2 separate regions of the Homo sapiens genome follow, and region 2 is linked to region 1. The links are chromatin loops, found by intact Hi-C in ENCODE. Cell type or tissue: B cell. All regions are shown on one strand. Each heading gives the region's core, and the rest is flanking DNA. Links, peaks and the distances in the headings are about the cores only.

What was found. A loop is a pair of places that touch in the nucleus more often than their neighbours do. Peaks named below come from ENCODE experiments on the same cell type or tissue, not always from the same donor. Only the 100,000 strongest peaks of a DNase experiment are listed, where the experiment ranks them.
Region 2: it touches region 1 in a loop (1.8-fold over the local background); 3 of 110 quality-filtered maps call a loop at or near these places.

The regions. Positions count from the first base shown.
Region 1 is chr5:126,744,088-126,755,020 of GRCh38, forward strand. It overlaps LMNB1-DT (LMNB1 divergent transcript), which reads right to left. Exons shown (of 4, transcript NR_134485.1): 4 at 7,876-8,334. Among named protein-coding and RNA genes, the nearest start is that of LMNB1-DT, 27 kb to the right of the region's middle. RefSeq lists enhancers at 4,019-4,068, 5,201-6,126 and a silencer at 10,153-10,319. In B cell, for the core only: CTCF peaks have their summits at 4,604 and 4,873; a DNase peak (open chromatin) is centred at 4,164; H3K4me3 peaks cover 630 bases; H3K27ac peaks cover 858 bases.
Region 2 is chr5:126,688,226-126,699,158 of GRCh38, forward strand. No RefSeq gene overlaps it. Among named protein-coding and RNA genes, the nearest start is that of SPMIP10, 62 kb to the left of the region's middle. In B cell, for the core only: no CTCF peak of the experiment used is centred there; no DNase peak of the experiment used is centred there.

The DNA.
Region 1 (10,933 bases), core at 1,228-9,227:
GACTATTTCCTAAAGATAAAGACATTCTCAGCCGGGGGCGGTGGCTCACGCTTGTAATCCCAGCACTTTGGAAGGCCGAGGCGGGCGGATCACGAGGTCAGGAGATCGAGACCATCCTGGCTAACACGGTGAAACCCCGTCTCTACTAAAAATACAAAAAATTAGCTGGGCGAGGTAGCGGGCGCCTGTAGTCCCAGCTACGCAGGAGGCTGAGGCAGGAGAATGGCGTGAACCCCAGGGGGCGGAGCCTGCAGTGAGCCGAGATTGCACCACTGCACTCCAGCCTGGGTGAAAGAGCGAGATTCCGTCTCAAAAAAAAAAAAAAAAAAAAAGATAAGGACATTCTCTTACATAACCAGAAAGTCAGGAAATTATCATTGATACAATATTATTATTGATAATAGATCTTATTCAGATCTTTCCAGTTGTCCAAATAATGTTCTTTATGGCAAAAGAAATCCTACATCATGTATTGTGTTCAGTGAATATGTCTCTTTAGTTGTCTTTAATTGGAAACGATCAATTTCTTTTTTTTCTTTCATGACATTAATTTTTTTAATAGATATGGGGTCTTGCTATGTTGCTCAGGCTGGTCTCCAACTGCTGGCCTTAAACAGTTCTCCCACCTTAGCTTCCCAAAGTGCTGGGATTACAGGCATGAGCCACTACACCTGGCCAACATTAATATTTTTGAAAAATACTGGTCATTTATTTTCTAGAGTGTCCTTCAAGTTTGGGTTTGGCTGGAGCCTTATGATTAAATTCAGAGGAGGTATTTTTGGCAAAAACTTCACAGAATTCTCAGTGCATTATATCCAGTAAGCACATGACGTCAATTTCTTCTGATCTGGTGATTTTTAACTTTGATCTCAGGATAAGGATGTGTTTGCCAGTTTTCTCCACTGTAAGATAATTCTATTTTTCTCTTTATAAGTAAGATTGTAGGGAGCCACATGTTTCTGATGCTAGGCCTGATTTCTTCATCTTCGTGGTAGGAATAATAGTGTATATGAGGCTTTTCAGGCTATGACTCCAGCTCACATTCTCACCTGCTGAGCAGCTGGAGCTACAGGCATGCACCACCATTCCTAGTTAATTATTGTATATTTTATAGACACAGGGTTTTGCCATGTTGCCCAGGCTGGTCTTGAACTCCTGGGCTCAAGTCATCCACTCACCTCAGCCTCCCAAAATGCTGAGATTACAGCTATGAGCCACCATGCCAAAGCATTTTCCAAATATTGTCAATCCCTAGTTGGTTGAATTCACAAATGCTGAACTCACAGAGAGGGAGGGCCCACTGCAGTTATGTAATGATCAGTAGACTGCAAATTTCTTGGGGATAGAATTGGGTTTTGTGTCTTGGAATATGTTAAATTGTTACTGTTTTCATTTTGTGTTATGTTTGTTTGTTTTTTGAGACAGGTCTCACTCTGTCATCCAGGCTGGAATTCGGTGGTGCAGTCATAGCTCACTGCAGCCTCAGACTCCTGGGCTCAAGGAATTCTCACTTCTCAGCCTCCCAGTGCCTGGGGCTACAGGCATGCACCACCGCATTTGGCTAATTTTTGTTTATTTCGTAGAGACAGGGTTTCGTCATGTTGTCCAGGTTGGTCTGGAGCTCAGGCGATCCGTCCACCCACTTCCGCTTCCCAAAGGGCTGGGATTATAGGTGTGAGCCACAGTGCCTGGCCTTTTTGTTTTTTGTTTGTTTGGTTGGTTTTTCTGGATGAATGAGTACCTAGGTAAGGAGACACCAGTAAAAATGATTTGCTTGGGTTTCAAGGCTTATATCAGATCACAGTCTCTAGGCTTACAGAATAATGCAATGTAAAATGAGCCCTACTGAAAAATAACAATAGAGATATAAATCACCTCTTGATTCTAAATCAAACAATTTACAACTGGAAGAGATCCAATATTCAAATCTGCTATTTCATAATAGAAATGGAGGCATATCGAGAGTAAAGGATCCCCAAGATGAAGCAGAGCTGGGACCACACCTCAAACTTTGTGTCCAAGCCATTTCACAGGGCTAAATTCTTTTCAGTTTTGATCCAGCCCTTTACAAACACAAAAGAGGATGGATAAATTTCATGACCAGGAAAGATTTTCAGAGATACCAAATTAAGGTAGTTTCATTCATTTTTTTATTGAGGTAAAATTCACAGAAATAAAATGAACCATTAACCTTTTTTAAGTGTACAATTCAGTGGCATTTGCTGCACTAGTTTGTTGTTTCTTTTTCTCATATTAAAAAAATAAAAATTTCACACATGAAATTCCATTAGACCCTATCCCACTTAAGTTCTAGATAAAGAGTTATTTTCAGGAGGAGGATAGGTGAAAGCTTGTGTGGAGAAAGAATGTAATCAGTCCTCTCCTCTCTCCTCCCACACAGACTCCTTGGAAGGGGTAGATGCTGAGTTAACCCTTTAGTCAACACTGGCCAAAAACAGTAAGTAACTCCTTCTTCAAGCATACTATTTTATTGGAGAAGTTTATTTTTGTTTTGTTTTGTTTTGTTTTGTTTTTTGTTAGGCTGCAAGGGAGAAAAACAAAACAAAATGAAACAAAACCTTTCCTCTTAGGTTTAGTAACTGGGGCCTGCAAATTAAACTCACAAAAGACATTAACAGTAGCAAAGGCATACGTTACTTTATTCTCTTTGTTTTCTGTTGCTTAGAGCAGAACACTGGAAACTGGATAATATATAGACAAAAAATATTTATTTTTTGTTTTTGTTTTTGAGACAGAGTTTCACTCTTGTTGCCCAGGCTGGAGTGTGGTGGCGCGATCTTGGCTCACTGCAACCTCCACCTCCCGGGTTCAAGCAATTCTCCTGCCTCAGCCTCCCAAGCACCTGGGACTACAGGTGCGTGCCACCATGCCCAGCTAATTTTTGTATTTTAGTAGAGATGGAGTTTCACCATATTGGCCAGGCTGGTCTCCAACTCCTGACCTCGTGATCCACCCGCCTCAGCCTCCCAAAGTGCTGGGATTACAGCCGTAAGCCACCGTGCTCCGCCAACAAAAAATATTTCTTACAGTTATGGAAGCTGAGAAGTCCAAGGTCAGAGGGCTGCACTTGGTGAGGGCCTTCTTGCTGGTGGAGACTCTCTACAGAGTGACAAGGCAGTGTAGGGCATTGCATGGTGATGGGGCTGGGCATGCTAGCTCAGATCCTCCTCTTCTTATAAAGCTACCAGTCCCATTACCACACTATCCCACTAATTCATTATTCACCTCTTAAAGGTCCCACCTGTCAGTATTACCACGTTGAAAATTAAATTTCTTTTCTTTTTTAAATTTTTTTGAGATGGAGTCTCCCTCTGTCGTCCAGGCTGGAGTGCAGTGGCGTGGTCTTGGCTCATGCAATCTCTGCCTCCTCGGTTCAAGCTATTCTCCTGCCTCAGCCTCCAGAGTAGCTGGGATTATAGGTGTGCACCACCATGCCTGGCTAATTTTTGTATTTTTACTAGAGATGGGGTTTCACCATGTTGGCCAGGCTGGTATTGAACCCCTGACCTCAGGTGATCCACCTGCCTCAGCCTCCCAAAGTGCTGGGATTACAGGTGTGAGCCACCACACCTGGCCTGAAAATTAAATTTCAACATGAGTTTTGGAGGGGACAAATATTCAAATCATAGCATTTATTAATGTTAACATTTGTATGTGCACGGGGACTTTACAGAAATAAAGTGGAAACCCAAAGAGGTAGTTAGACCCAAGGGCTTATATACCATTTTAATGAAAAGCAATAACTGGTGGAGAAGTGACCAGACAGAGGAAAAAGAGTTTGGCCTTCTAAAAGTGGTAAATGGCAGGAAGGTGACCAGGAAATGTATAGTAGATAAGTGTCGTTTAGTAAGCCTTGTTATGCAAATAAGAGTCATTTTCCTCTCTCTGATATAGAAAAGGAAAACACCTTTAGAAGGAGGATTTTATGCCCTGCTTTTAGGCAGAAAGTGGGAGGACACGGAGTTCTTCCTTCATGTGCTGCTTCCTAATTGCCATCAGCTCAAAATCATCTTTATGCGGAAGTGGCATATTTGGGGGTGGCAGATTCTGATCTCCTTCAGTACCTTGAGGATTTCGTCTTGGGTCTAAAAACAGCAGGGGGCAAAAAGCCTGGCAGCTTTGATGAGAGTTTTAGTTGACTCATCATCCAACTGAAAAGAGTGGGGGTGGTGACTATTTAGGAACCCTGTGTAGGTGGAAGTGGTTGGTTTGTCGTTGTGTCTGACTCTTGCTCAGGCTTCACAGTCAGAGTAGGTTCTACTTCTCACTTGAGGCCCGCCCCCAGATCCCCAGCCCACCAGGATTTCCCTTCAGTGGCGCTTGCATTGAAGGCTACTTCTTTGGCTCCAAGCACAAAACCCAGGGATTTTTAGTGGGTTGTGGTTCTTTTTCTTTTCTTTCTTTCTTTCTCTCTCTTCTTTCTTTCTTTCTTTCTTTCTTTCTTTCTTTCTTTCTTTCTTTCTTTCTTTCTTTTTCTTTCTCTTTCTTTCTTTCTCTCCTTCCTTCCTTTCTTTTCTTTCTTCCCTCCCCCTCTCCCTCCCTCTTTCTTTTTTTATTTATTTCTTTCTTTCTCTCTCTTTTTCTTTCTCTTTCTTTCTTTCTCTCCTTCCTTTCTTCCTTCCCTTTCTTTCTTCCCTCCCTCCCTCCCTTCTTTCTTTCTCTTTCTTTTTCCTTCCTTCCTTCCTTTCTTCCCTCCCTCTCTCCTTCCTTCCTTTTTCTTTCTTTCTTTCTTTCTTTCTTTCTTTCTTTCTTTCTTTCTTTCTTTCTTTCTTCTTTCTTTCTTCCTTTCTTTCTTTTTTCTTTCTTTCTTTCCTTCCTTCCTTCCATCCTTCCTTCCTTCCTTTCTTTTCTTTCTTCCCTCCCTCTCTCCTTTCTTTCTTTCTCTTTCAGTCTTTCTTTACATTCGTTCTTTCTTTCTTCCTTTTTGAGACGGAGTCTCGCCCTGTGGCCCAGGCTGGAGTGCAATGGTGTAGTCTTGGCTCACTGCAACCTCTGCCTATCGGGTACAAGCAATTCTGCCTCAGTCTCCCGAGTACCTGGGATTACAGGTGCGCACCACCACGCTCCGCTAATTTTTTGTATCTTTAGTAGAGACGGGGTTTCACCATGTTGGCCAGGCTGGTCTCGAACTCCTGACCTCGTGATCTGCCCGCTTTGGCCCCCCAAAGTGTTGGGATTACAGGCCTGAGCCACCGCGCCTGGCTTTTTTCTTTTTTAAAATTTATTTTGATTTTTTATAGATACGCGGTCTTTCTATATTGCCAAAATTCTTGAGCTCAAGCAATCCACCCACCTCAGCCACCCAAAGTGTCGGAATTACAGGCATAAGCCACCAGGCCCACCCTGGTTGTTTTAAAAAATATATTCCTTGTTCAGTCTCCACAACTTCACTGTAGACTCTGTATTTGAAATATCTTTGTTTTTTCTTAACATACTACTTTTTATTTAATTTGACAAATATATGTTAAATAAAAAAAATTTTTTTTTGTTTTGAGATGGAGTCTTGCCTTGTCGCCCAGGCTGGAGTGCAGTGGGGCGATCTCGGCTCACTGCAAGCTCCGCCTCCCGGGTTCACGCCATTCTCCTGCCTCAGCCTCCCAAGTAGCTGGGACTACAGGCGCCCGCCACCATGCCCGGCTAATTTTTTGTATTTTTTTTTTTAGTGGAGACGGGGTTTCACCGTGTTGGCCAGGATAGTCTCGATCTCCTGACCTCGTGATCCACCTGCCTCGGCCTCCCAAAGTGCTGGGATTAAAGGCGTGAGCCACCGCGCCCGGCCCTAAATAAATGTTTTAAGTCCTTTCCCTGTGCATCTAATTTGTCAGACCTGTGTCCAATCTAAAGTTTAAGTCCACGTGGCTCTTAATCTCTCTGAGAAGAAAAGTCTAGTAGGGAAGATAAATGATATGCTTATTTGATAAATATTTATTGAACTTCCTAATAGCAGGAATGATGCTAGGCACTAGGGATGCAAAGGTGAATTGGTCAGGGTTCTGGTGCTGGAGGACTCACTCAGTGTGGCGGGAATTGTCAGTTTCCGCTGACAATAATGTTACCAGCGGAAGAGATCAGAGCCACCCTGAGTTACCAGCCACCTATCCAGCCTTACATCTGTATAGGTACGCAGCAACTTTGGTTCTTGCCTTCTCAGAAGAAAGAATTCTACTGAAGGGCATAAGGAGCGAGACAAGTTTCGGAGCAGGAATAGAAGTTTGTTTAAAACGGCTTTAGAATAGGAAAGAAGGAAAGCACACTTGGAAGAGACCCAAAGAACAAAAAGGGAGAGTCAAGTGCCCCATTTAACTGTGATACTAGGACTTTTTTTTTGAGACGGAGTCTCCCTCTGTCACCAGGCTGGAGTGCAGCGGTGTGATTACAGGCATGAACCACCGCGCCCGGTGATACTAGGACTTGTATAAGCTCACCTCTTTCCCATGATTCTTCCCTTAGGGTGGGCTGCCCGCCTGCACAGTGCCCTCCTTACCCTTTGGAATTGAGCACAGCGCAGTGTGTTTAGGGAGTCATAAGCATGCCTATCTGAGGCTTTCTTCCTTTTGCCGGTGGAGTTTACCTGGAAGATCATAATTCGCCATTTTTGCCTCTTAATATGCATGCCCAGGAAGTTTCTTCTCCCTGAGGCTTGCATTCAATTAACATTTCATATTAACAGGTGTGGACCCTCAGGAAATGCCTTTTCCCTGGCGCTGCCGAATTATCGCACTCGGAGAGGCAATGCCGTAATTGCTGATAGGCTTAGTGGGTGGGGGAGAGCCCTCTCCTGTCTGGCTCCTGCCTATCCAACTACCTGTAGGTAACAATAAGACTCACTCACTGAACTTAACGAAAAAACCTCTAAGAGATGTTTGAAATTTGCATTTAGACCAGGAAATGTGTGGTCTTATAAGACATCCTCACAAAAACGTAGGACTAGGAGTTCTCTTAAGATCGTCTAACAATTATTTGAGTGATAAAGAACACTAGGCCAGGCCCAGTGACTCATGCTTGTAATCCCAGCACTTTGGGAGACCGAGGCGGGCAGATAATCTGAGGCCAGGAGTTCGAGACCAACCTGGTCCAACATGGTGAAACCCTGTGGCAGGCACATGTAATCCCAGCTACTGGAGAGGTTGAGGCAAGATAATTGCTTGAACTCGGGAGTTGGAGGTTGCAGTGAGCCGAGATCAAGCCACTGCACTCCAGCCTGGGCAACAGAGCGAGACTCCATCTCAAAAAAAAAAAAAAAAAAAAAAAAGGCCGGGCGCAGTGGCTCACACCTATAATCCCAGCACTTTGAGAGGCTCAAGGCAGGCGGATCACGAGGTCAGGAGTTCAAGACAATCCTGGCCAACATAGTGAAACCCTGTCTCTGCTAAAAATACAAAAATTATCTGGGCGTGGTGGCACGTGCCTGTAATCCCAGCTACTTGGGAGGCTGAGGCAGGAGAATCACTTGAACCAGGAAGTCGGAGGTTGCAGTGAGCCAAGATCGTGCTGCATCACTCCAGCCTGCCGGCAGAGCAAGACTCCGTCTCAAAAAAAAAAAACCAAAAAAAAAAACAAAACACTAATTGAGAGAGTAGAAGTCAATGAAAGGATGTTCTAGTTAGCTACAGGTTGGAACTCTAACCCAAATCACCATTTGCATTCTTAATATGCCCCCAGTTTCAGGCGATTTCTTTTTGGGCACACCAGAGATCAGACAAATGCCATAATGCCTACTCTGCCCCAAATGGGGATTTTCAGGTATAGCAAGTGTAAATATAGCTTTTTCCAGAAGAAGCGGGGTTGGGTGGGAGGGGAAAATCACACAATTAATTTTCATGATAGAGATCCCAAGAAAGAAAGTGGAGGTGCTTACTGTGATTTCAGTTTAATTAGAAACACATCCTGAATGTTAAGACAAAACCAAAAGTGTTGGTTTCATTTGAACTTGAGAAGAATTGGAGACTATAGACTTAATTATGTTTCCCATCCCCATAGTAAACAATAAACACCTATTATGTTCTTCCAGAGTTAACCAAGTCTATGAGCCAATGTAATCAGTCCAATGAATGTGTTAGAATAGATACTACACATTTTGTGGGTGCTACTGCAGCTTGTATGTGTTGGCAGCAGTTCCGCTTTATTTCCTGCTGATTTTTTTTTTTTTTTGTACCTTCACTGCCATATAATGATTTAGGACTTTTGCTTCCTGAGGTCAGTGAGAACATTCATATCTGATACTTAACTCCAGAAGAAGATTCTTGTTTAGTTATGAGAAAGTGAATGGCTTTAGTGATGATTCGCAGAAATCTCCCAAGTGATGATGGAATTCTGAAAGGAAGTATAACGTATTTTTACTTAAAAACAAAAAAACAAAAAACAAAAAAACCCCACAAAAACTACCCAGGACAAAAAAAAAAAACATTTAAGTTAACAGACCTCATATTTCCCCCAGAGTCCTTAAGTGATTTTCTAAAACATTGTGTTAACTTACCTTCAAATAATTTAAAACACATCAGCTTTAAGAAAATGTGGCACATATACACCATGGAATACTATGCAGCCATAAAAAATGATGAGTTCATGTCCTTTGTAGGGACATGAATGAAATTGGAAATCATCATTCTCAGTAAACTATCGCAAGGACAAAAAACCAAACACCGCATGTTCTCACTCATAGGTGGGAATTGAACAGTGAGAACACATGGACACAGGAAGGGGAACATCACACTCTGGGGACTGTTGTGGGGTGGGGGGAGGGGGGAGGGATAGCATTAGGAGATACACCTAATGCTAAATGACGAGTTAATGGGTGCAGCGCACCAGCATGGCACATGTATACATATGTAACTAACGTGCACGTTGTGCACATGTACCCTAAAACTTAAAGTGTAATAATTAAAAAACAAACAAACAAAAAAAACACATCAGCTGTAGCTGTTTGGAGTTCTTGTACTTCAGAAAGGACAGTGGGAAGTGGCAGATGACCGTATGATCTTTATTTTACCATAAGCCAGAAATTCTGTGTTAGCACTGAAATAATATCATATTAAATATTTGTGCTGTATTATATTAAATTAAATATTCTCTGGTCACAAGGGACTAAAAACTAAAACAGCTTAAGCAAAAAACAAAAACACAAGGGGGTAGAGGCACTACTAGAATACCAGAGCAACCCTGAATCCGAGGAAGAGTGGGAGACCAGGCCTCAAGGGGACAGAAGCCAGGGCACATCTGGAGAACTCTGTGAGCATGCACTCATGCAGAGACCTTCTCCTTAGAGTGCTGCCTCAAGCGCTTCTTCATCAAAATGTCTACTTCCTGGAAAAGAGAAGCTAATTGCTCCTTCTTTGCTCGGGGTCACCTCTGGGCCAGTGAGCGATGATAATATGATAGGATAGAACCACACAGCAGAAACAAGGCTGAGAAGCATCCACTCCTGAGGACACATCAGGAGATTCTCAGAGAGCACTGGGGGCAGTGCATTGCCAACCACACATAGACTTTAATGTTATAATCATGTATTACAGCTAAAGGCAAGTTTTGCTTATTTTCTATATACAGTGATCATCACATTAACTGACATGCTCTTTCCTAACATTCTATTATTCAGCCTTAAAAAAAAAATTAGGCTGGACATGGTGGCTCACACCTGTAATCCCAGCACTTTGGGAGGCTGAGGCAGGGCAGATCGCAAGATCAGGAGATCGAGACCATCCTGGAGAACATGGCGAAACCCCATCTCTACTAAAAATACAAAAAAATTAGCCAGGTGTGGTGGCGGGCACCTGTAGTCCCAGCTACTCGGGAGGCTGAGGCAGGAGAATGGCGTGAACCCGGGAGGCGGAGCTTGCAGTGAGCCGAGATCGTGCCACTGCACTCCAGCCTGGGCGACAGAAAGAGACTCCGTCTCAAAAAAAAAAAAAAAAAAAATTAATTAAGGCTGGGTGCTGTGGGAGGCTGAGGTGGGCAGATCACCTGAGGTCGGGAGTTGGAGACCAGCCTGACTTACGTGGAGAAACCCCATCTCTACTAAAAATACAAAATTAGCTGGGCACAGTGGCACATCTGTAATCCCAGCTACTTGGGAGGCTGAGGCAGGAGAATCGCTTGAACCCAGGAGGCGGAAGTTGCAGTGAGCTGAGATTGCACCATTGCACTCCAGCCTGGGCAACAAGAGCAAAACTCCAACTCAAAATAAATAAATAAATAAAACACAAAAATTAGCTGGGCGTGGTGCATGCCTGTTATAGCAGCTACTTGGGAGGCTGAGGCGGGAGAATCTCTTGAACCTGGGAGGCAGAGGTTGCAGTGATCCAAGATCACTCCACTGCACTCCAGCCTGGGCAACAGAGCCAGACTCTGTCTCAAAAAAATAAAAGCGAAAACAGCTTTGTTGAGACATAACTCACATATTATAAAATTTATCTACTTAAAGTGTATAGTTCAATGGGTTTTGGTATATAAAATTATTAATTTTTAAAAATTGTGAAAAATAAAAATTATGGTAAAATATATGCAACAAAACTTGCCATCTTCACCGTTTTTAAGTGTACAATTCAGTGCCACTACTTACATTTATGATGTTGTGCAACCATTAGCACTATTTCCAAACTTTTTCATCACACCAAACAAAACACTTAAGAATATTGCTCTATTATAACTAGGCCTTTTTTTTTTTTTTTTTTTTTTTTGAGATGGGATCTCGCTGTGTCACTCAGGCTGGAGTGCAATGGTGCAATCATGGCTTCAAGGCTCACTGCAGCCTCGACCTCCCAGGGTCAAGCCATCCTCCAACTTACCTCAGCCTCAGCTGGAAGTACAGGTGAAAGTCATCACGCCTGGCTAATTTTTATATTTATTTTTATTTTTCTAGAGAGAAGGCCTTGATATATGTCCAGGCTGTATTTTCTTCCCCCTTTTTTTTTTT
Region 2 (10,933 bases), core at 1,997-9,996, 55 kb before region 1:
GGCCTTATTATGTTTTAAAAGGAGTTTGGTATCTTTTTCTTTGTGCTCTTTTACTTCCTTATTTATAAAGTTTAATAATTCACATGTTGCCTAGATTCTTCAACAAACAAATGAGATTTTTTTTTTTTTTTTTTTTTGAGATGGAGTCTTGCTCTGTCACCCAGGCTGGAGTGCAGTAGCACGATCTCAGCTCACTGCAACCTCTGCCTCCCCAGTTCCAATGATTCTCTGCCTCAGGCTCCCAAGTAGCTGGGATTACAGGCACATGCCACCATGCCAGGCTAATTTTTTTACTTTTAGTTGAGACAGGGTTTCACCATGTTGGCCAAGCTGGTCTTGAACTCCTGACCTTCTGATCCACCTGCCTCGGCCTCCCAAAGTGCTGGGATTAGGCATGAGCCACCATGCCCAGCCACAAGTGAGATTTAAAAAGATTTAAGAGACAAAGGAAATAGTGAAACTTATTTAATCCTGGGGCAAAAAAAGAAACAAACAAACAAAAACCCACCAAAAACCCACCAAAAACCCACTGCAGGCCAGGTGACCTGGCTTATGCCTGTGATCCCAACTCTTTTGGGAGGCTAAGGCAGGAGGATCACTTGAGCCCAGGAGTTTGAGACCAGCCTGGGCAACAGAGGGAGACCCCATCTCTACAAAAAATTTAAAAATTACAGGCGTAATGGAATACACCTGTGGTCCCAGCTACTTGGGAGGCTGAGGCAGAGAATTGCTTGAACCTGGGAGGTGGAGGTTACAGTGAGCCAAGATCATGCCACTGCACTCCAGCCTGGGCAATAGAGTAAGACCCTGTCTCTCAGAAAAACAAAACAAAAATAAATAAATAAATAATAAAAATCCCCACTGCAAATGAATATTTTTAAGACAATCAGGGAAATTCAAACACGGACTAGGTATTAGATGATACCAAGAAATTATTGTCCATTGTACTACATATCATTTTGAAGTCCTTCTCTATTAGCAATCCACGTTAAAGCATTTATGAGTGAAATAATACAATGTCTGAAATTTGTTTTTAAAATTTCATCTAAAAAGAGGGGTGGTGGGAGGGATAGATGAAACAATATTGGTAACATAATAGTAATTGCTGAAGCTGATAACAAACACATTGAGTTTAATGTGCTATCCTCTCTACTTTCATACATATTTTTAAATTTCCATAATGAAAATGTAAGAAATTCATGTATCTAAGTATAGATACTTACTCTGTCATCTCCCTGAATTGTATCATTGAAGAAAAAATGAAGACCACTACATGTTCAAATCATGACTCTCTTTTGTATTGATACAATTAGTGGGAGCATCAAGCCTCAATTTGTTCACACATTAGTGTCTGTGTTGGTTCAAAATTTGCTATTTCTACCACTGCAATTTCCTGCACAAAGCATTTCATTTATGACAGTCTAGGCTAATAACTGTAGCCATGAAAAACATGACAAAAGAAAGCTTAGTGCTTCTCAGCACTTATGAGAGTGAAGACACACTCTTTCCATGGCAGAGTCTCATGTACTGGCATGTAAATTTCCCCCACTAAATTAATTTATGCATTCATGTGTGCACCTGGGGTGGGTTAGAGGTGTAGGAATATGTACCCATTCTACACTGGTCTGTTTCTTCAATGAACAAAACAAAACACTGCTTGAAGATCATTTCTAAATCATTTCTAACAATGATGTTCACATATTAAGCCCTCTGTGCTTTCTGATTTCAGAGAGATTATACTAATAAACAGTGCTTCTAAAATGTTTTGCTCCTTGGAACCATTTACATTCTTAAAAATTATTGAGGGCAGGGCATGGTGGCTCATGCCTGTAATCCCAGCACTTTGGGAGGCTGAGGTGGGCAGATCACCTGAGGTCAGAAGTTTGAGACCAGCCTGGCCAACATGGCAAAACCCTGTCTCTATTAAAAATACAAAAATTAGCTGGGTGTGGTGGTGTGCACCTGTAATCCCAGTTACTCAGGAGGCTGAGACAGGAGAATTGCTTGAACTTGGGAGGCGGAGGTTGCAGTGAGCCAGGATTGCACCACTGCACTCCAGCCTGGGTGACAGAGTAAGACTCTGTCTCAAAAAAAATGTTTATTGAGGACCTCAAAGGAGTTTATGTTCATGTGACTTGTATCTATTGATATCTACTACATAAGAAATTAGAACCAACTGGGCGTGGTGGCTCGTGCCTGTGATCCCAGCACTTTGATAGGCCAAGGCATTAGGATCACTTGAGCCTAGGAGTTCAAGACCAACCTGGGCAACATATTGAGTCCCTGTCTCTCCCATAAAAAAATTAGCCGAGTGGCCAGGTGCAGTGGCTCACACCTGTAACCCCAGCACTTTGGGAGGCCGAGCTGGGTGGATCACCTGAGGTCAGGAGTTTGAGATCAGCCTGGCCAACATGGCAAAACCCCGTCTCTACTAAAAATACAAAAATTAGCCGGGCGTGGTGGTGGGCACCTGTAATCCCAGCTACTCGGGAGGCTGAGGCAGGGAGAATCACTTGAACCCGGGAGGCAGAGGTTGCAGTGAGCCAAGATTGCGCCATTGTACTCCAACCTGAGCAACAGAGCGAGACTCTGACTCAAAAAAAAAAAAAAAAAAAAAAAAAAATTAGCTGAGCACAGTTGCTCTCGCTTGTAGTCTCAGTTACTTGGGAGGCTGAGGCAAGAGGATTGCTTGATCCCAGGAATTTGAGGTTGCAGTGAGCTGTGATTGCACCACTGCACTCCAGCCTGGGTGACAGAGTTAGACGCTTTCAAAAGAAAGAGAGAACGAGAAAGAAATTAAAACCAAAATGAAAAAATATTAAATTTATCAAAACAAAAAACAGTTTAATGAGAAAAGTGGCCAGATTTACAAGCTCTTTAATGTTTAGTTTAATTGAAGGCAGCTGGAGTCTCATACTTGCTTCTGCATTCTCTCTCTTGCAATATCCCCTACCATGCAGCCTTCAGAAAACTCCATGGTTCACTACTCTAAGAATGACAGTTAAAAAAAGGCAAATAATGCCTTAACATTATTATACAAATAATTTTGAGCTCATAGACCCTCCCCAAAAGTTCTCAGGAATGCTTAGGCATCCCAGGATCACACTTTGAGAACTGCTGCTATATAATGTATGTGTGTAGGAAAGTTCATCCATATGTAAAAATCAGAGAGTGGACCTACTGGCCCCTGAGACCCATGGAGACCTGGAGATACCTGGTTATTGTCAATCACTCACCCACAGTTTTTACGACTACCTCAAAAAGAATTCCTCAGAAACAGCTCGAAAGAGAAAAATTGTACCCTTACCTGAAAGATAATCTAACCAATGTTAAATAAGGTTTTTAAACAGAGATTTAAAATGCTTTCATGACATAAAGTCTTTTGAAAAAAAAGGAAATTAATTTTAAACTTGATTCTTTTTATTTATTTATTTATTTTTTTGAGACGGAGTCTTGCTCTGTCACCAGACTGGAGTGCAGTGGTGCGATCTTGGCTCACTGCAACCTCCGCCTCCCAGGTTCAAGTGATTCCCCTGCCTCAGCCTCCCAAGTAGCTGGGATTACAGGCACCTGCCACCACGCCCAGATAATTTTTTTTATTTTGGTAGAGACAGGGTTTCACTGTGTTGGCCAAGACGATCTCCTGACCTCATGATCTGCCTGCCTCGGCCTCCCAAAGTGCTGGGATTACAGGCATGAGCCACCGCACCCGACCTAAACTTAATTCTTAATAGCAAAATATTTGTTTAAAGACTCCAGTATGCGGCCGGCGTGGTGGCTCACGCCTGTAATCCCAGCACTTTGGGAGGTCGAGGCGGGTGGATCACGAGGTCAGGAGATCGAAACCATCCTGGCTAATACGGTGAAACCTCGTCTCTACTAAAAATACAAAAAATTAGCCAGGCATAGTGGCGGGCGCCTGTAGTCCCAGCTACTCGGGAGGCTGAGGCAGGAGAATGGCATGAAGCCGGGAGGCGGAGCTTGCAGTGAGCCGAGATTGCGCCACTGCACTCCAGCCTGGGCAACAGAGCGAGACTCCATCTCAAAAAATAAAATAAAATAAAATAATAAAGACTCCAGTATGGTTTTTATTACAAGATATTTTATTTGCCCAACATCTGAAATTTCCATTTTCCCAGGTAATGCTTGGCATAGTTGTGGTTTTAGTTTTTCCAATGCATTATTTTCTCTGTACTTCTTATTACAGATTGGTATTTATTTCCATTCAGTAAAATATGTTTAAACAACAACCTTTGGTCAACATTCTACTAGTGATGCATTACTCTTTTTTTTTTTTTTTTTCTTGAGACGGATTCTCGCTCTGTCACCTAGGCTGGAGTGCAGTAGTGCAGTCTCGGCTCACTGCAACCTCCGCCTCCCAATTCAAGCAATTCTCCTACCTCAGCCTCCTGAGTAACTGGGATTACAGGCGCCTGCCACCACGCCCAGCTAATCTTTGTATTTTTTTTGTAGAGATGGGGTTTCGCCATGTTGCCAGGCTGCATTACTTTTTAAAAAAATAACTTTTACTTAAAAAAAAAATTGTTTTGAAACGAGGTCTGGTTCTGTCACCCTGGCTGGAGCGCAGAGGCGCAATAACAGCTCACTGCGGCCTCCTGGGCTCAAGCCATCCTCCCACCTCAGCCCCAAGTAGCTGGGACTACAGGCAGGCACCACCATGCCCAGCTAATTTTTTGTATTTTTAGTAGAGATGGGGTTTTGCTATGTTGGCCACAGTGCCTGGCTAATTTTTTTTTTTTTTTTGTATATATATTTTTGGAGACAGAGTCTTGCTCTGTTGCCCAGGCTGGAGTGCAGTAGGGCAATCTCAAATCACTGCAACCTCTGCCTCCCAGGTTCAAGTAATTCTCGTGCCTCAGCCGCCCGCTGAGTAGCTGGAATTACAGGCAGGCATCACCATGCCCAGCTAATTTTTTGTATTTTTAGTAGAGACAGGTTGTGCCATGTTGGCAAGGATGATCTGGAACTCCTGACCTGAAGTAATCCACCTGCCTCGGCTTTCCAAAGTGCTGGAATTGCAGGCCTGAGCCACTGTGCCTGGCCCATTACTTTTTTTTTTTTTCTGATTATGGTTATAAAAGTAAGACATCGTCAATGAAAAAAGTTTAGAAAAAATCCAGAAAAATATAAAGAACAAAATAAAGATTATATGTAACCAGCTTCCAGAGACAATCACTGTTAATATTTTGTAGTCATTTTCCAAATTGTATTCTACATATCACAGTACACAGGTAGATGTCTTAAAATCAGATTCAGCAAACAAGTAACATTTGACCCTTTTGCCTTAATGTTTGGAATAAACTGAAGCATGATCATGACAGGCATTGCAAAAATACATGGCTTTAGCTTATATTAAAAGAGCATCTTGTGACCCTAGAAACTTAGTATCAGAATTTTTTTTCATAATTTACTAAAACTATGAAGAGTTAATTTATTGATGCTACTAATCCATCTAGATATTGGTTTCAGGGTCAAATTTATTGTCATGGACAAATAAGCCAGAGTTTATTGATTTGTTGGCAACACTGTAGTTTTGCAAATTACAAGGCCCGATACACACACATCACATAATTTTATACAGATATTATGGTAAAAGAAGCATGTGAATGAGAATTTCCAAATTAACCAAACACATTCTTGTATGTCTCATTGTTTTGATTACCACATCAATAACCCTTTTCGTGTATTTTCTCTGAAGTGTTCATCCAGTTATTCTCTGAACAGATGGTCCCCTGAAATTACCTCATTCAGGATAGGTTAATTAAGCATGAAAATTATGATACAAAATATGGTTCCACCTTCCATAAGAAATGCTACCAAATCCTGCAAACAAAGTAGATTTGAACAAAGTGTCCTCAGGTTGTGCTTAGAAAAGAGAGTAAGAGAAGCCCATGCTTGGATAAAACAAGTTACAAGAAGAGTAGAGGCTGTTGTTCCTGTATTTCCAGTTAGTAAGGGAAGAAATTACAGGGTTCATTGGTGACCCATGTACCTGAGGTTTTTAGTGATAAACCCCAAGTGAATACGTCAAATTTTTCCAGGGCCTGACCTTTCCGCATGAAAGTTTGGATTAGGAGACAGTTGTGAAGCATTTATTGCTTTGATATATTAAATGTCTGCTTTCAAGTCAGACGTTTGGAAATTGCATCAAATCTTTAAAATCTAGAGTTTAGTCTAGTGTAGTTGATGATTTATACAGTGATGGTCAGCAGGGTTCTACCCCATCCTGAAGTGTGTTTTGGAAGTTTGTAGAGATCTTTTTATCCCTCACAGTGATTAGAGGATGCAACACTAGCATTTAATGGATGGGAACTAGGAATGCTGGACCTCCCTCCGTGTGTGGAAATGTCTCACACGACAAAGAATTAGCCTCATATTGCATGCCTTTCCAGTGATCCACCATAATGAACCCACTTCAAACATAAATCAATGACAATTTGGTAGATTTAAGTAATAAAAAGCATTTTGTTGTTGTTTTTCACAAGTTACTCCCCAAACCTCTGTAATTTAGGAAAAGGTGGTTATGAATAAGGAAATGAATTGAAGACATGTCTCTAAATAATTGATTTACTAACTCTGAACTTCCTCCCTATGTGAATATGGTTACAGTTCTAAAAAATTGATAGTAAATAAACTGGAGGCTGGGCACAGTGGTTCATGCCTGTAATCCCAGCACTTTGGGAGGCCGAGGCAGGAAGATCACTTGAGGTCAGGAGTTCCAGACCAGCCTGGCCAAGATGGTGAAACCCTGTCTTTACTAAAAGTACAAAAATTAGCCAGGCATGATGGTGCATGCCTGTAATCCCAGCTACTCAGGAAACTGAGGCAGAAGAATTGCTTGAAACCCAGGAGGTGAAGGTTGCAGTGAGCAAAGATCACACCACTGCACTCCAGCCCAGGCAACAGAGCAAGACTCCATCTCAAAAAAATAAAATAAAATAAAATAATTTAAAAACTGGAAAAGGAACTATTAGTAGTGATTCATTATTTCCCTCTTAGAACACATTTGATCACTGATGACACATCATAGGCATCCCATTGTGTCACTTGTTATAATGTTGAAGTTATGTAATGGTTTGAAAGTGTTCTGCAAAGTCCTTTTGGAAATCTAACAACCCTAGTGGGCTGGATTAACACAATTCCACTGCTCATTTGTAACAATATCACACCTTCTCATTTCCTCCAGTACACAGTCTTAGCACATTATCCCTACTTTTTTTTATTTTACCGTCTACAAACATAAATCACATTTGTCCCCCTGCTATTTCATTTTTCTTGGATGGAATATCCTCTGATCTTCTTCTCTTAAATCCAATCCTATTGATTACAAGCAGCTTCAAGGATCTGACTTCTTTATATCTTTTAGTGCCTCACTGCTACTCAAAGTGTGGCCCAAGGGCCAGCAGCATCTGCTCCACCTGGAAGCTTGTTAGACCTGCAGAATCTCCACCCTCTGCAGAAATACTAGATCAGGATCTGCATTTTTGACAAGATTCCCAGGGATTCATATGCACAACTACAGTTGGAGGAGCACTGTTGTAATGTAGCCATGACCACTGATTTACATATTAAAATATTAAAAAATTGGTTGGGCATGGTGGCTCACGCCTGTAATCCTAGCATTTTGGGAGGCTGAGGTGGGTGGATCACCTGAGGTCAGGAGTTCAAGACCAGCCTGGCCAATATGGTGAAATCCCATCTCTACTAAAAATACAAAAATTAGCCAGGCATGGCTGTGGGCACCTGTAATCCCAGCTACTTGGGAGGCCAAGGCAGGAGAATTGCTTGAACCCGGGAGGCAGAGGTTGCAGTGAACCAAGATTGTGCCATTGCACTCCAGGCCTGGGTGACAGAAACGAGACTTTGTCTCAAAAACAACAACAACAACAACAACAAAACTCTATTTCTACTAAAGAAAATATCTGTATTGCACAATTATAGTTCATTGTGAGAAAGCTAGCAGTGAACAGCTATATTAATTCTAGATATTTTCAAAGACCAATGGTCAGAATCACCTGAAAGATTTCATAAACAGAGATTGCCGGGATTCACTCCCAGAGTTCCTGATCCAGTAGGTGTGGGTGAGGCCCAAGAGTCTGCATTTCTCACAAGTCCCTAGAGAGATCACATTTTGGGACCACACTGATATAAGGCATGGACACCAAAATTATAGAGTTTTTTTCATTGGAAGACAACTCCAATGCTGATATGCTAAATAAACATGGATTCCATATTTTGAATTTCAGACTATATATACAACTTGAGAGAATTAGCTGCAAAAATAATTTTTCATGGTCAGTTAGAGCATGAGAATGTGGTCTTAAAATGCAGAGAGTAATACCTCCTTGATTTCTTTCTCTGACTCGTGAAGAAAATTAAGTGTGGGGAAAGAGATAAATTTTGATGCCCAAATAATTTCCATTACAGATTTTCCTTTTTTTTTTTTTTTTTTCTGAGAAGGAGTTTCACTCTCGTTGCCCAGGCTAGAGTGCAATGGCTTGATCTCAGCTCACTGCAACCTCCACCTCCCAGGTTCAAGCGATTCTCCTGTCTCAGCCTCCCAAGTAGCTGGAATTACAGGCACATGCCACCATACCTGGCTAATTTTTGTATTTTTAGTAGAGACAGAGTTTCATCATATTGGTCAGGCTGGCCTCAAACTCCTGACCTCAGATGATCCGCCCACCTCAGCCTCCCAAAGTGCTGGGGTTATAAGCGTGAGCCACTGTGCCCAGCCCACAGATTTTCTTCTTAATGAGTTAGATATGTGATCACCTCAGCACTAGATATTCTGCCATTTTTAACTTGAAGTGATTAACTGAGGATATACATGAGTTGAATATATCATTGAGATACTCTAATTGACCAACCCATGGAAGTCATAGAAATGGTTTTATCTTGTTCCTCATTTCAGAACTGCATATGAATGCCATTTCCCTCAACAGCCAGCACGTTTCAGCATGGAAGAGCAGGATGTGCCTGTTTCTTTTTGAAGGATATTTCTAGATATATTTAGTAGTTTTTACTTTGTTATATTTACAACTTTATGAAGCATGTTTTTAGATACATTTAGTAGTTTTTACTTTGTTATATTTACAACTTTCACGTTCATTTCTGAATCAATTCCTAAAGGTGTACTGTTGACCACTGTCTTAGTCCATTTGTGCTGCTATAACAAAATATTTGGAACTGGGTAATTTATAAAGAACAGAAATTTATTGCTCACAGTTCTGTGGGCTAGAAGGTCTAAGATTAAGGTGCTAGCAGATTTGATGTCTGGTGAGGATTTGGTTTCTGCCTCCAACATGGCACCTTGTTGCTGTGTCCACATGGCAGAAGGGCAAAAGGATCTAGGGGCTGGGCATGGTGGCTCATGCCTGTAATCCCAGCACTTTGGGAGGCCGAGGCAGGCGGATCACCTGAGGTCAGGAGTTCAAGACCAGCCTGGCCAACAGGGTGAAACCCCATCTCTACTAAAAATACAAAAATTAGCTTGATGTGGTGTTGGGCACCTGTAATCCCAGCTACTCGGGAGGCTGAGGCAGGAGAATCACCTCAACCTGGGAGGTGGAGGTTGAATGGAGCTGAGATCACGCCAGTGCATTCCAGCTTGGGCAACAGACAGAGACCCCATCTCAAAAAAAAAAAAAAAAAAAGAAAAAGAAAAAATGAAGGAACTAGGGAGCTCCCTTAAACCTCTTTTATCACAGCACTAATCCCATTCATGATGGTGGAGAGCTCATGACTTAATCACTTCCCAAAAGGGTGCCACCTCATAATTCTATCACATTGGGTATTAGGTTCTAACATATGAATTTTGGAGGGACACATACATTAAAATCATAGCAACCACCCGGGCTCTGTGGATAAAGTATTGTTTGGATGGGCATCCAAAAGCAATTTCTTTTATTCATTTCATGTAGCAATTAATATGTTTTAATTATTATTATGTGCTCTTCTGCAATACCGAGACACCTCTTTTATTTTTTGGTCTGTTTGGTATAAGGAAAACAACTTTGAATTGTGACTCTAAAGTTTCTGTCTGTTCTCTGATGAAAGATAAAATGGTCACTTTCTACTAGAGAGCATAATATTGTGGTTCTTTTGGAAAAATCAGCTGATTTATGAGATAGGTCATTGGGCTTTGTTGGAAATTATGAAAATGGCTTAGTAGCTTTAAAGCACCATTTGAGAAATTGAGATTTTCCCTGTATGCAGTCTTAAAATTAAACTAGGGACATTATTTAAATTGACATTTATAGATGGGGTAGCATTCTGGGTGTTTTTGAGGTTTGTTTTGTTTGGTTGTTTTTGTAGAGATAGAGTCTCCCTATGTTGCCCAGGCTGGTCTCAAACTCCTGGGCTCAAGCCATCCTCCTGCTTCAGCCTCCCAAAGTGCTGGGATTACAGGTGTGAGCTACTACGCTTGGCTGGGAAAGCATTCTGGAAAGTCTGTTTTGTTTTGTTTTGTTTTGTTTTGTTTTGTTTTCAGATCAAGTCTTGCTCTGTCACCCAGGCTTTACAGTGGCACGATCTTGGCTCACTGCAGCTTCCGCCTCCCAGGTTCAAGCAATTCTCGTGCTTCAGCCTCCTGAGTAGCTGGGATTACAGGCCCTTGCCACCACACCTAGCTAATTTTTGTATTTTTTTAGTAGAGATGGGATTTCACTATGTTGGCCAGACTGGTCTCAAACTCCTGACCTCATGATCTGCACCTCGGCCTCCCAAAGTGCTAGGATTACAGGCGTGAGCCACCGTGCCTCACCTGCATTCTGCAAAGTTTTGTCTAGAATTTCCATGTCCCACATCTCCACCAATGCTTAGTGTTATATAACACATGCCCATCTGATTGATGTGGAATGGTATACGTGTATATGTGTGTTTTGTTGTTGTTTTAAATAAGTAGTTTTTT